2 separate regions of the Mus musculus genome follow, and region 2 is linked to region 1. The links are chromatin contacts, found by Hi-C in ENCODE. All regions are on one chromosome and are shown on one strand. The core of a region is the stretch at or near the end of the contact, and the rest is flanking DNA. Distances in the headings are between cores, read along the strand shown. Region 1 holds the start of Gata4 (GATA binding protein 4). Region 2 holds the start of Ebf2 (early B cell factor 2).

Region 1 (7,310 bases), core at 3,200-5,699:
CATTCATAAACTTAGCAAAAAAAAAAAAAAAAATCTTTTTTTTACAAAAAGCTTTTTGAATTTTCTTAGATTGTGAGGCACCGTTTTGTTCTAAATTGAAATTGAATTTTTAAATAAAAGAAACAACATTTAGAGGCTAAAAAAAATTAAAACGACTGTAACAGAGAATATTTTACAGCTACTATTAGGATATTAAGAAATAAGGTGAGAATTTGGATTGGAGACCCGCTGCCTCCACCCACACTTTACCACGTAGACTCTGAGTCCCAACCTTTCTGTGTCATTTTAAAGATGAAGATAATAGCTTTGTCTTCCTCATTCTTCCTTTGCAATGTGTCCCCAAAGAAAAATTGTGGGGAGCTTTTCAGGCCTCTTCTAGGAATTTGACAGAAATTTGAAGGCAAGTTTTATCAAAAAAAAAAAGGTAAAGTAGGAGAGTGACCTGTAGTTTAGAAGTGACTATGAAATATGCCACCAACTGGTCTCCAGACCGGTAACACTGGGAAGCATTTTCTCAGATCTATGAGGAAGGCACCCCTTCATTTTGCAACATTGCACAATTCTTTTTTTTTTTTTTTGTAACATTGAACAATTCTTTAAAAGCTAAACTATTAAAGAGGGCTATTTTCTTTTATGGTGAAACCTCAAGATTTGACTCTAGGTGTGGGGCTAGTTCTGGGATGTGTGGGCACAGAGAATTCACAACCATCCCTCTTCTGCCTGGAACCCCAAGAGCTGAAGGTCCAGGGCTGGGGGAAGAATGGGTACATAGACTTGGCCTTGCAGGTTCTTTGTTTTTTGTTTTTGTTTTCTTTTTTCTTAAACAAGATGTGGTGTGTCCAGTTGCTCTCTTGGAATTTTCTGCTTTGAGCAGGGTAGTCTCGAGATTCGGGCTGACAGTCACAGAGGAAAGGGACGTGGTGTCTGTGGTGTCAGGCTCCGTTGTTAGGACAGGAGACCGAATTCGTTCAGTGCGGGTCACTTTGTGCATCTAGCCCAAGTCCTTTGTAGATCCAGAGGCACGGCTGCACCTGAGGTATCTGTTCTATAAGACCAAGCTGGATTTCTGTATCTTACCTCTGGCTCCCTTACCAAACACTGGAAACTGCCCAAGCTCCAAGCTCTAGTTTCTTTCCGGAACTCGTTTCTTCTCTCACTGTGCGGCTTGTGAGTTGATTCCCGTTGAATTCGGAGGGGCATCTGCCTCCAGAAATGCGGACATTGTGACGACCAACATTGACCACCGTTTAAACCAAATCACAGAGGTCCCAGAGGGCACTTGCTGGTGCCCAATTCCTGGGGGGGGATCTCTCTTGGTCTCTGTGTGAAATCCAACATCTGCTGTTTGTTTTGTGTGTGTCGTCGTCACCCTCCCTTCGAGGAAATTCAAGTCTCAATTCCTACGTACATCGTGTTCATCCTACAGTTTCGTTTCTGCTAGCTAAGAGGCCAGCTTAAGTCTCAGAATCCTTCGTGAAACAAGAAATAAAATGTATTCTTTTGTGCTGCAAAGATTATTTAGGAATACGGCTCACCTAAATCAGTCTTATTACGGAAAGCTACAGACTTAAGGCTGGATCATTAGACTCTCCACCTTCACTCTGAGCAAAAAGATCTAAGAAGGTTGAAGGTGAGCCTGCCGCCTCTGCCCAGAGACCATGGGAAAGGAAAGTAGAAAGGGGAACGTGAGCCGGGTTGAGCCACCCCCACCCCATCCTAGTGACATAGTCCTTAAAAATAGCCAAGTCTGATCCTCAGCGTTGCCCAGCCCCCCTCCTCTCTTTGGCCTCCCTAGTCTGAGAGGAGCCGATAACCCCCCTCCATCTCCAGCCAGCAAGGCCTTGAAATGCTCCCCGCTCCTGGCAACGCACAGAGGTCGCCTAGTTCTGGTTCCAGCAGAGGAAGGGAGCAACTGAAGGACCGGAGGCAAGGGGAGGAAGGAGGGAGGGAATGAAGAAAAAACCAAAAGCGCCCAAGAAACGCGTCTGGTTTGACTCTCAGCCCACACACCGGGAAAAATTTGTTGTGTGGGACCCAAAGTGTGGGGGTTAAGTCACAGGAAGCTGAAACAAATGTCTCTGTCCCAGGCGCCTTCAGAGTCAGAGATCTGTCTCGGGCCTCCCGCTCGCAGCAGTCAGCTCAGCGGGAGATGCCTGGAGACTCCTGGAAAGGAAAAGCGGTCTGGGATGGTCTTTGGCTGATCTTAGCAAGAGCGAAGGATCACCCGATTCCCTAAGAGACTTCACTGAGTCTCTCAATCGCACTGAGCAAAGTATCCCCAGACTATCTGGGGTACCCTCCTTTAAACCGTTAGAACTTGGTTTTCAGGAAGGCTGTTGGGTGGGTAGAGGTGGGGATGGCTAAGACACAAGGAGAATGTCGCCTGGCAGCTGTTGGAGACCTTGGCGACACAGAGGCGTATCACACATGGCTGTTCCCCCAGACACTTAAGCCCCGAGCTTCAGACTTCATGGGTAACAAAACCAGGAACGCTAGGTTTGGCCCCGGAGCTTAGCGCATTTTGGTCTATGAGGGACACTACAGTGAGGCAAATCTGAGATCTAAGGCACACAAGTCAGAGAAAGAGAGAGGGGGGGGGGAGGGGGAGGAGGAAGGGAGGGAGAGAGAGGGAGAGGGAGGGATAGAGGGAGAGAAAGGGGGAGAGGAGAGAGAGAGACAGAGAGACAGACACGCCTCGTTGGCTTGGGCTGTGGGCCTTTGGCTTCGTTTCTCTTCTGCTCACCAGGTAGTTGAGGGTTTCTTGTAAAATAAAGCAAGGGCCACGCCATTCTCTGCATTCATCCGAGAGTCTCAGAGGAGATGTTGTGGGAGGGTTCCTTGATGCTCAGCGATGGCCTCTGAAATCCTCAGAATACCATCCCTAAAACTTTACCAGATCTCGAACCTGCAGGCCCTGATTCTGACTGGCATTGTTTAGGATTGGGGGGGGGGGCTGGAGAAGGGACCCTAATCATGGGGCCCCAGCTTCCGGGGCGCCCAAGGGCTCAAACTGGCGGCACCCGGGGCTACTTCGGTAAATCAAGCCAGAGTGCGGGCAGCTCAGCACCCCTGACGGGCCTCAGTTTTCTCTCCTCTAGAGCCGCTCTGGACCTCGGGCCCCTTCGGTTTGGAAAAGAGAATTCCCCCGGCGCAGCCGTGCTCAGTCCTTCCTCTGGGATTTTCCTGAGATCCCCACGGGTTGGCCAAAGTCCCACGGGTTTTCCCTTTCAATTGGCTCGGCGTCCCAGCCTGTTCCTAGCGCCTGGGTTGCTTTTGCACTGGCGGGGCAATAGCAATAGCAATCTGCAGTCAGTCCTCGAACTGCGGGAGCCGGTGCCATCCCGAGCCTTCTCGGGCTGCACAGGGTTCTTACCAGGTGGTATTCCAGCCCTCTCCTGACCCCTCTAATCTTGTATTGGAAACCGGTGCCGGGGAGAGAAATGAGGGCTTAAAAGAAGAAAAAAAAAAGTTTAGCCCAAAGCGCGAGAGCCACCAGAGAGCTGTTATCTGCAGCTGAAGGCTGTGGTAATCGATGGGTTATTTTTACGCGGTAATAGGGCCCTGTGATTGCTCTATTAACCTTTAGACCTGTCTGAGGGACTCTCCCCTCACAGCTCCACTGCGCCAGGGCCTACAGGCACTGACGCCGACTCCAAACTAAGGTCTGGCACCCTCCCTACCCCCACCCTAGGGAAGGAACTACAGTCCTTGAATGGGCTCTAAGGTTAGAGACCAGGCTCCCCACCCCCACTTCATCCTTTTGATTGGACCCCAGTCGGTGAGGGCTACAGGGAGTGATGAGAAGGGACGGGAGACCGCAGGAGTGGGAAGAAGTGTCGGCGGCGAGGGGTGCGCGTTTTGTATAAATACATAAACTCCTGGGCTGGTGGAGGTTCTCGGCGCCTTGCAGTCTCCACCGGCTCGTGGGAAGGAGAAAAGAGCGCTTGCGTCTCTAGGCACTGACCTTAAGGGCCAGTTCAGGTTTTAGTGCCTCCTGACCCTCTCCCGAGCTCACTTCAAGGGCCCCGTAGATCTGAGGCTAGCAAGGCATCCCGGGTGACCCAGTGCCCCACCGGCGACCATGAGCCCAGTGTGCGAGGTCACCTTCTCCTCTACCAGCCCCGCCCCTTGAACAGGGCGCTGGACGTGGACCACTGAGAGTAGGGAGGAAAGAGAAGGAGAATAAACACGATCCTTGGCAGAGCAGCAAACCGCAAGGACGTCGGGCTGCACTGAGGGCAGAACGGAGCGCCCGGCACTGAGTGCTTTCCTTCCCCGAGAGTTCCGCGCGCATGGACTTTGCCTGTTGGGGGAGCTTTGGGAAGAGTCCTGCGGGCGGGCGCCGGGCGGAGGTGCTGCCGGGTCCGGGCTCCCCCGCCCCCGCCCTTGCACGTGACTCCCTTAGGCCAGTCAGCGCAGGCGATCGCTACGCGGGGGCCCGGGGAACCGCGCCGGGAGCAGGGGACAAGCCGGAGGCCCGCAGAGTGGCCGCCCGAGGCTCAGCCGCAGTTGCAGCTCCGCGGACTCACGGAGATCGCGCCGGTTTTCTGGGAAACTGGAGCTGGCCAGGTAGGGTTCCCCGAGTCCCTGCTCTTTTCCGGGGCAGGAGAAACTCACAAGTCCGCCGCCCTAGTTTGCCTGGAATAGGGAGGTAGGTAGCTGGGAAAGGAGACGCCGGTCACTCCAGTGCCCCCAGATTGGCTAAAAACTGCTCCGCTTTTGACTTTGGCCTAGCGAGGACTATTAAATCAAGTGAGACTGATTAGCAGCAAAAACTGATGGGTGCTGGAGAGGTGCGTTTGGATTGTTTGGGAGGGAACATGAATCCTTTTAATCCGTCCTGTTTGCAGATTCTCCAACTCTGCCTTCCATCCCACTGGCCAGGGCCCGTGTAATCTCTCTGACCGACTGACCCTGGACAGGCCGCATAGCCCACACTTTGGGGTGCAGATAGGATAGTGTCTCCAGCCTGCCACGCAGGGAGTGCAGAGTGGCAGTGGCAGGCAGCCCTGGGACCTGGGGGAGGGCTGGAGGCCCTTGGAGATAGGCTCGGAAACTTGCGGATCTCTTCTGCTTTCTGTCCAACCTCCTCAAACTCCTCTAGGGCTCAGGAATTGTGTGTGTTATGCACTGCTGAATACTACCCACATACACCGCTTTCGGGGAGAAAGCGACCCAGGGCCAAAACCCCGGCGGAAATCAGGGATAGTCTTGGGTAGTCGGCTCAAGCTCCCCTGATTCACGTATTCTATCGCTTGGATGTGACCCGGGAGAGTTGGCAGTTGTTACTCTTGGGGAAGAGATGTCTGGGTGATGAACTTTCACCAGGTGGAAGGAAAGAGGGGCTTTTCGGTTGAAAGGAAGAGGATAGTGAGGGACCCGAGGCAGTAAAGGATCCGGGGAAATAAGGCCGCGCTGCTGGGAAGCACCTCGGGAATTTATTTCCTGTACCTTTGGAAAAGGAAGGCAGCCAGGAAGGACGCTTCGGACATTAGAAGAAAGAAAGGTTACCTGGGGAGATTACGGAGGGTTAGTGTATAAGTTGGTTAGTGACCATTCTCAGTGTGGCGGGGACCGGAGAGACCCGCGGGAGCCTAAAGGAAAGACCTGTAAAAAGACACATTCCAGCGCGGTGTATTTTCTGACTCTCAAAAACAGGTTCCAGAAAAGCTGTGGACTAAATCCTGAAAAGAGAAATAATTTTCTTTCTGTTGGGGAACTTGGGATGAACGTTGTAGGGTGATTTGAAAGAGAGAGAAAAGTCTAGGCCAGGCCGGACTAGACTTAAGTGAAAAGATGGAGGTTACTGGGCCCCAGATCATAGATAGGCAAGAATCCACCCAGGAGAATGGTTTCTGGCCTTTCCAGAAAAGAGGGATATCTTCTCCACCTTCTATTGTTCTAGAAATTCAACATCAGGTTAAAGCATCACTCATTTGAAACTTCAGAGAGCTTCTGCCCACAAGCCTGCGATCCCAAACGGATTTAGTGCTTGCAGTTTTTCAGGCTTGCACATTAACACCACACGTATACTGTAAGTTAGATTACAGAATTCTAAATCTCTTCTTTTAACTGCTGTTAGTCAAGAAAAGAAAACGTGTATTACCTTAAAAAAATAACTTCCTGAGTTGACATTATAGAAAGTGTAATTAATTAGGACAACTACTTGACTTAAAAATTGAATGGTGGATTTTTTTTTTAATCAATGTAAATCTGCATAGTTGCTTATCGGAGTCCAGAGATTTCCAGAAAGTTTAAAACTTTATGCCTTTCTTTTTAAAGGGAAAAGTTGGTGATCTTAGGTCAAGTTTCTTGTATCCATCCTCCAGCCAAATTTGCTAGGAGGAAATGTCCAACCACTAAGCCGACAGTTTATTGTATTGCTAGAAGGAAATATTCAACCACCAAGCTGGTAGTTTATTGCACATTTTGAAGAAGTAAATATAAAACAATTTATCAGTCACCGTGTGACCGCACACTTTGTCATGATTTCCTTGTTGCTAGAGATGATGCAAAGATGGGGGAAACATTAGTGCATATACTAAATGCCCAATTCCAGAATTTTACAGTAATAAAGATGATGATTTATCGTAAGTATAAATTACATCCCAGGTACTCTCTTGTGGTGTAACCTGGAGATCTGCATTCATGGCTGTTGAATCATGTGTGTGCCTAAGGCTTCTAAGATCTGGTCATGAATGTTTTGTGTGTATTGCATTATAATACAGCCATAATCCTCCAATGACTGTAAGACACCTATAATATTTGCACTTTACAGATGAGGGACTGAAGTGTCGAAAGTTATTTATTCAGGAAGGGGACAGGCCCCAGGGTTTGTATCTAGTTCATTTAATATTACTGCAGATGCATCACTGACTAAAATAGAAACCAATCAAAAGTAGCTGCCTCTTCTCAAGGGGAATTGCAAATACTCAAAGTCCTCCAGTGCCCCACTTCAAGTGTCCGTTGATCTTCAACAAGTTTCACCTATACTGCAGTCTTGTCTTCAGTGAAACAATGAATGTAGACACCTTTACTTAATAGAGGTTCAGAGAGGAAGGATTGGAATTAACAGGTGTGTTAGGAAAATAGAGGGACACCCCCCCCCACACACACACACACCATAGTCTCTGGTAATGACAAAACCCAGGATGCCAGGAAGGATGCTGTTAAGCATCAAGAATCAATTCTGGTTTGGGTGGATCTTCAGTTCCACAAGAAAAAGTCATGTAGGGAGCACTTCCCAGAGTTCTGTAAAGTGGCCTTTTTCAACCCGCCTGCTTTTCTGGTCCCCATATATAGTCTGCAAA
Region 2 (7,133 bases), core at 4,337-6,836, 4.0 Mb before region 1:
ATCTATTTTCTTCTGTTTGAGTAGAAGAAAGGGGGACAATGTGCACGGCTCAAAATAGAATGGACTGGGCTCTGGAGGGCAGGTGGGAAAGCCAAGAACTCCAACAGACTGTGCCTTTCACAGTGTGATCCTCTGAATCCATCGTTCCTGGAACCTCAGATGTCCCAAGCATGGGTTTCTCCCTGTGTGCCTATTCATTCCCTGTCCCCTCCCTCCCCCCCCCCACCCCCGCAAAAGATTTTCTGCCCCACAATTCCTTCTTGGCCTAAGATATGACCCTGCTGTGAAATCTTGCAGTGGGAGAAGTGACTTTAACAGCAGGGGATGAAAAGCCCAGACATCTCACTGAGGACAGAGAGGCCTAGGACCTGGGCAGTGCCTGGGAATAGGCCTCTCAGCTCTCTGGTGGTACCCAGGGCTCAACAAGTGGCACCCTCAGAAATCTACCCTAAGCTTAAGGCCAAGCAGTAACAGAGACTGGTGCGAGCCCTCGTCCCAGATTCAAAATGAAGCCTGGCCCAACACCTAAGCAAGCAGCTGAGATTGCCCATCCTGTGGAAGAAACTCTGGGAAGTCAGGTGGATGGAATCCACTCTCTGGTTTCCCTTTCCCAGTCCTAGAAAACTAGGAGGGTTTTCTGAGCTTCAGATCAGCTTAGGTTCCAATCTACCAGGTTCCCTTGGCAACTCAGCCCCGGGATTCCCTAGCTTTCCAGCCCAAGGAAAAGGTGCCTCTTACCTGCACATCACCTCGTGTGTCAGCAGAACTCTGCACATTTCGGGATTCTTATTCTGTCCCTCATAGGCTATGGGCTGTCAGGAAGGAGACACAGACAGGGTGGAGACTTTAGAACAAGCCCTAACTCGGTTCCCTCTCACCGGGCCCTGAAGAGAGCTCCCTCCTCTCCCTCTCCCACAGCACAGAACCAAAGTCTTTGCTCGGTTAAAACAGCCAGAAGAAGAAGTTTGCCCTTAGTTCTCAGCAAAGAGGAATTCTCCAGCGAACTGAATCTTCAGTAACTGTTCGCTGTCTTCAGTCATTAATTTGTCACCTCCCAACACCCAGAATCTCCCCCATAGCACATGAAACAGGGCCACCAGAGCAGGGGGAGGGGGTTCCCCAGAGCAGACTTGAGGTAAAGAGAACTGTGAATCCCCTGCTGCAAATCGTGCTAGGAGCAGAAGTCACCGGACAACGCGGGGAAGTGGGGAGTCCACAGTAGGCTCCCTTTGGTCTCACCTGTTTGGTGACAGAGTCGATGAGCCTGACATACAGGTCCTGCTCCGTGCGGACACCTGCACAGGAGGGGGACAGGCGGTTGGCAAGAATAGCCAAGACCCTTTCGCACCCACCCCAACCCTTTCCCTGCCCCGAGCCTGACCCAGTCAGTCAAGCCACAAACCCCTAGATGGAATTGACATGAAGAGAGACACCCCTCAACTGTCATCCCGACCAAGGCTCACACACACACACACACACACACACACACACACACACAGAGTCCCCACAGGACTGCACTCACTAGCTTTCTACCCTCCCAAGCACAGTAGGAGGCAGACACAGCAGCCACCAGTCTTGGCTGCCTGATGACCAGTGCCTGCCCATGAAGCCACTTACCGTTGCTGTAAAGGAGCTGTAACTTGTAGTGAGTACCATTGTTGGTCTTCTCATTGCCTTGCTCCTGAAAAGACAGAAGCCCTCCATTCTTCAACTTTGCAGTGCCCCCACACAACCAGATCCAGACCAATGGACAAGGAGCATTTCCCACCATTGGCCATCTTGGGAAATTTGTCAAGGCCTACAACCGCTTGACCTTCACCGTCCCTGTCTCTCTTTTAAAAATTTCCTAAGGGTACCCCTGCCTCCAGCCGGCCGATGCCTGATGCCAGCATCAAAGCTGTCTTTAAGCAGTCCCCACCCCTGTCTATCTGTCCTTGAGCTCCCAGGCTCTACAAAAAAGGGTAAGCCTGCCTGTCCTTTAGAAAGGGCAATATTAGTCGCCTTTGGGGAGGGGTGGGGAACAAACTGGGAATGACCACTTCCAGTGTTCAGGGGCTTGGCAACTAGCCACCCCAGGTTTCCCTTTCTTTGCACAGCCAATGGGCCCAGCATATATTGGTTTAGGAAAACAACCCTTCGTTTAGGATTAAACATAGCTTTCAAATTAGGGTTTGAGTTCAAGGAAGGTGCTCAGTCGCTGGGAGAGTAAGCGAGCCATAAAAGGCTGGCCCCAAGTTCCCACATAAAACGGAATCCAACCAACTACACCCCTGCCCTCTTTCCCGCTGCCAGAGAGAAAATAATAGTAATAATAATTTTAAGAAAAACTGGAGACTGGCAGCGACAGCGTTGGGTATACTTTTAAAACTAGGTCTAAAAAACTTTTTTCTGCGAGGTCAGTCGATGCACTGCCGCTACTACTGACCCCAAGGCTAGGGCGCACAGCCGAAAACGCCTGGTTCAGAGTTGGGGCCCATTGAGGTGCAGGGAAAATCTACTGAGTTAGAAGCTAAGGGTGAGACACCTCAATTTATCATTCCTGATGCTAGCGGGAGAGTGTCGCAAGTGACAGATGGAATCCTCAGTGCCGGCTTAGGGGGGGAGGGTTTAAGGGGTCCGCTTACTTTGTCATTCTCCACAAAGTCCACGAAGGCTGTGCGCTCAATCTCCACCGGCTGTCCCTGCCTGTCGTAGAGCGCCAGGACAAAATGAAAGAAGTTGGATTTCCTCAAGTTTGAAGGAGGTTGCTTTTCAAAATGGGCCCGGGACAGAGCAACTCCGCTGCACAGGAAGTGTTGGGAGAGAGAAACAGGACAAGGGGGAAAGACAGAAAGACTGGGTGTTAGGCAGTGACTAACATGCCCAAACACATTGCAGAAGGGCCAAGGGACTCAAGACCAGAAACCTTCTGGGTCTTTTCCACACTCTCTCAGAGGGGTTGCAATAGGCACCTTGCTTCCGCCACCCCGTTATACAGCCACCCAGAATCCTGTCACCAGACGGCTTTTAGTAGAATAGAAAGACCAGGGCTGCCGGCGAAGTCTTAAGAAGCGCTGCTAAACCCCAGGTGCCTGCCCGCAAAACTCAAAGCTGTGACTCAGATGTAAGGGGATAGGGTTCTTTTGCATTTGAACAAGTGACCCCTTTTAACTCCTGGCTAGTGAATTTTTGGATCACAGACTACAGGATAGGAAGCCTGTGGAGTCCAAGCCTCTGTCCTCAAGGTTTGCCTTACTCTACCGAAATTTGCATCCAGGACAGTGTCACTGCAAAATCCCCTACAGTCATTGCTGGGGATAACGGGCCAGGGTTGAGGACTCACTGCTGAGGACCTTCGCCCCCAAGAACCGCTCCACGTGTCAAAGCCAGAAGAAGCCAGAATGTTAAGAGACAGCAGCGCCCCGGCCAGAGACTCGGGCGATCCGCGCTCGAGTGTTTTCTCAAATTCCCTGACTCTGTATAGCTGGACCCAGAGCTTGCCAGAGCCTTGGATGCGTCCACAGGACCTCCCTATATGCCTGTCTCTGATAGTGCCACATTTGACTGAAAACCTTGTGGAGCCGGCGAATTGACAGATGGTGAGGGCAGCCTGGTGGCCCTGAGGTCTTCTGGATTCTTGTGCTGGGCATGGTCTCAGTCACTTTTTTGAAAGTGTATAATTTTCGCTAGACCACCACAGACTGCTGTTTCGAACTTTAATAAAGTACATTTTATTTCGGACGGGAAGACTGGAGGGAAATGTTATTAAGCCCCCGCTAAGGAGCGGATCTGCGGAACTGTCTTGGTTCCCTCGGCTTGTCACCGCCGGAGCGAACCCCTAGACCGCTTTCGAGAGCCAAGGCCTCTGCGAAGTACCATCTGCTTCGGGGACAACTGAGCATTCGGCTTCGGAGGAGTGGCAATCGGGTACCGCAGCTGCCACTTCAGGCATCCGGCTTGCGGCCTTTGCTGCCACTCCTTGAAGGGTGGCAGCCAGTTCGCTCTACCCGGGACACCTGGAGATGTGGCCTATCTGCAAAAGGGGTCATTTCTCAACGTGAAGTCCGGAGATTTAAGGAGGTTGGCGCAGAACGCAGAGCGCAGAGGAAGAGTCGAGAGTCCTGGAAGAAATTTGTGGGTGTCTGGAGAGGGTAAAGGAGCTGGCTCTTGTAGTCTGGACACGAGGGCCATGAATCTCAGTTCAGTAGCGACAGTGAGAAGCGGGACTGGAATGTCTTCGTGGGATGGAACCCTAGACAAATTTTAACCATCCGTAAACGCGAAGATTTGGAAACAAAATCAACTTGAGGAACCCGCAAAACTGGAGGGTGCTCTTCTCTGCGGCTCCATTTTCTCCTCTTCCCCGACTACTCCTGTGCTTCGGTCCATCCTCGGCCTCTTCGGTTTGTCTGTCCCACTCTCCCTCACCCAGGACTCGCTTGCATGTCCCCTTTCCTAGAGCTCCCGGCCGCCTTGCTTTCCTTGCAGCCCCTCAGGCCTCTCCGGATCCTCTCGCCGCCGCCACCATCTGGCCGCTGGGCTCCCCGAGTCTCCAAGCCATCCTGAATGATGCTGGAGGAGAGGCGCTCGCAGGAAGCGTGGGGGAACCTAGGAGTGACCGGAAAGCCGGCTCTGCCGCTGCGCCGGCTGCCAGCTCGGATCTTCACGCGCCACTCCGCTAGAGTCCAAGAGTAAACGCCACGATGTGAGCTTGAACGCTACTTTTAATAAATTTTTTTTGTCCTCAAAGAACGGACTGTGGGGAGAAACACCCGTGACCTCGGTAGTTCAGAAACTACAGTGTCGACTGCGGGAAAAGGGTTCCCCTAGTCGCAGCGACCTGCCCGCCCAGGGAGAGCCCCAGTGCGCACAGCCAGGGAGGAGAGACAAGGACAGAGAGAAAGAGAGGGAGCAAAGGGAAGAGATATTCGGGGAGACAGACACAACCAGAGACTTTCAGAGCACAACGGCTCCAGTCTCATTACCTCTGAGCCGCGACATTGGCGTCCACCACGCCGACATTCCGGACCCAGGACCTGACCGAATCCATCTCGGCACCCAGCGACTTGTCTTTCAGAGCTGGTCCTCTTCCTAGCGTATCTTGAATCCCAAACATTTAAAAAGTCTGGTCCTCTACTGTCGCCTTAAAAGTGACTTTACAACAACACCGTCCTCACTCTCCAATGCTGCCAGCAAATGGTGTTCTCCAAAAGCAATCCGAGAAAGGCGGCAAGGGCCGAAGTTTGGGGGCCCTCTTGGAAAGAAATAGCCAGCCCGTTCCTCCACGCACAATGCAAAGTTTGCGTTTTTTATCCTCGGTGGCTTCAGATCTGCCGCCTCGGGGCTTCCACTCTAGGTCGCCCGCATCCTTCCAGCTGCAGAACGTTCTCCAGAAAGTGGCCACAATTTGGAAGCATCACCTGTTCTGGGAAAAACAGGAGGAGATAGATAGCTGCCTGATCTCTCCCCTTCCTCCTTGTTCCCCCCTCCCTGCTCCTCCCCACCGTTCCGATATAGGAAAAAAAAAAAAAATCCCCAACAGGATCAGTTGTAAGAGGAAGGGGAAGACCCGGAGCGGGGAGGAGGCGGTGGCTGAGAGCGCCGCAGAGCCGGGCTGCTGCAGCGCGCGGGCCCCATGAATGGTTACTACAACCCAGGCCGCGGGAGGCGGAGCCGAGGCCCGATAAGGAGCCTCATTTGCATGGACGCCCGGGATTGGCCGGCTCTGGGCAAGCTGGGCGGACGTCCTCCCGCGGCGTTAGCCAAGCTTTGCTTTGCCCGAAGTCCGGGAGGTGAAAGGCTACAGCAAGCCACAAGCACCGAGTCCCGACCAGAGTCCCGAGTGTTTGGCCTGAGTGGGAAAGGGGGTCCCCAAATCCTGCACCAAAACAGAGTAGCAGGACTCTGAGAGTTAGGATCATGATGGTTCTTTCCGATCGCGGGAGCAGGAAGCCAGCGCGGATTTGCCTCTAGATGCAGGTTTTTTGTCGCCTGCGGGAGACCCTACAGATTCATTCCCGGGGTTTGGACCTGTGACCACCTGTATTTATGCTTTTCGCAAACACTACCCTCAGGGCATCCGTCTTTCTGAACCGGTCTACCAAGTCTCAGAGAGTTCCAGGGAAGCAATCATTTCGTGCGAAGGCCACAAGTGTTAGAAGGAGAGGCGAGATGAAGGAAGGAGAGAGCGGAGTGTGGACGAATGAGGCTCAAGTGCAGTTTAAATAAATATACTGTGAAGGGAAATGGTGAAGGAGTTAAGGAAAACAGCCCCGGGAGGGCGGGAGTACGCACCTTTGCAGATAGGAGAGGTTGCTGACAGCTTGGCTGGCTGAGAACTGCGGGATGAAGTTTCGAATCCTCCCCCCTTTTAAAATCTCCCTCCCCAATCCCTGAAGGCCGGGGAACCCTGCGTTAGAGACACGAGGCGTCTGTGAAGAAGTCCTGGAAACTTTGTCCGCCGAGCGCTGTGGTCGCGAAGGTTGGTGGTCGGGAAGCCGAGGCTCCACAAAATAGCTGAAACCCTAGACGGCTGGAGGTGCCTATTAAAAAAAAATCCTCCTGGCTGGGTGTTATTTTCTTGCTTCTCTTTTTGTATTCTGATCTGCGCGTAGATCTGCTGTTGAAATCTAGAACGCCAGCGCGAAAACAGATTTGAAGACAATGAATGCAAATCTGTGCTCAAAGACCATCTGCCGTGGAGCAGACAATCAGCTGCGCCGCGGTTCGAGCGACTGCACCCGAGCCTCTCAGCATCATTACAGTCGGGAGTCTTTCCTCCCGGCTCAGGGCTCAGGTTTGAGTGTCAATTGACTCCTGACCGGACCCCCTAGCTGTAGGTGAGCGCTCACAGACGAGCTGCGAGAGTTCGCCGCTAGAGGACACAGCGCCTGGGGTGCACGTTTGCCCGGCGAGCGAAAAGGAAGCTTGCGCTTTCAGAGACTGCTTGAGTCTCCATTGAAGGGGACCTGAGCACGTCACTTCACCTCAGGGGCAAACTGTGACTACAGACTGCGCAGGCGGGATGGTGCTCCGGAAGACTTGGTCTCTCTCTACAGCAGTGACTGACTTGAAAGCTGGCTGGGGCTCTCTTTGCACAGACTGGGGAGGGGGGCTGGAGTCGCGTTGATGGTGTACCCTAACTCCAGGTCTTT

Evidence for each region. Hi-C counts contacts between places; a loop is a spot of excess contacts on that map.
Region 2: a map of left cerebral cortex shows a loop between it and region 1 (14-fold over the local background). The contact joins the promoter of Ebf2 here to the promoter of Gata4 in region 1. A Hi-C loop is called at or near these places in 6 of 37 maps with a recorded cell type or tissue (ES-E14 and left cerebral cortex).

What each region holds. Positions count from the first base shown.
Region 1 is chr14:63,242,410-63,249,719 of GRCm38, reverse strand. It overlaps Gata4 (GATA binding protein 4), which reads left to right and starts at 4,449. Exons shown (of 7, transcript NM_008092.4): 1 at 4,449-4,569.
Region 2 is chr14:67,233,097-67,240,229 of GRCm38, reverse strand. Ebf2 (early B cell factor 2) reads right to left here and starts at 5,586. Exons shown (of 16, transcript NM_001360202.1): 1 at 4,965-5,586; 2 at 2,625-2,781; 3 at 1,618-1,681; 4 at 1,240-1,295; 5 at 739-812. The coding sequence starts at 5,095. Gm20675 (a long non-coding RNA gene) reads left to right here and starts at 7,035. Exons shown (of 2, transcript XR_874748.1): 1 at 7,035-7,127.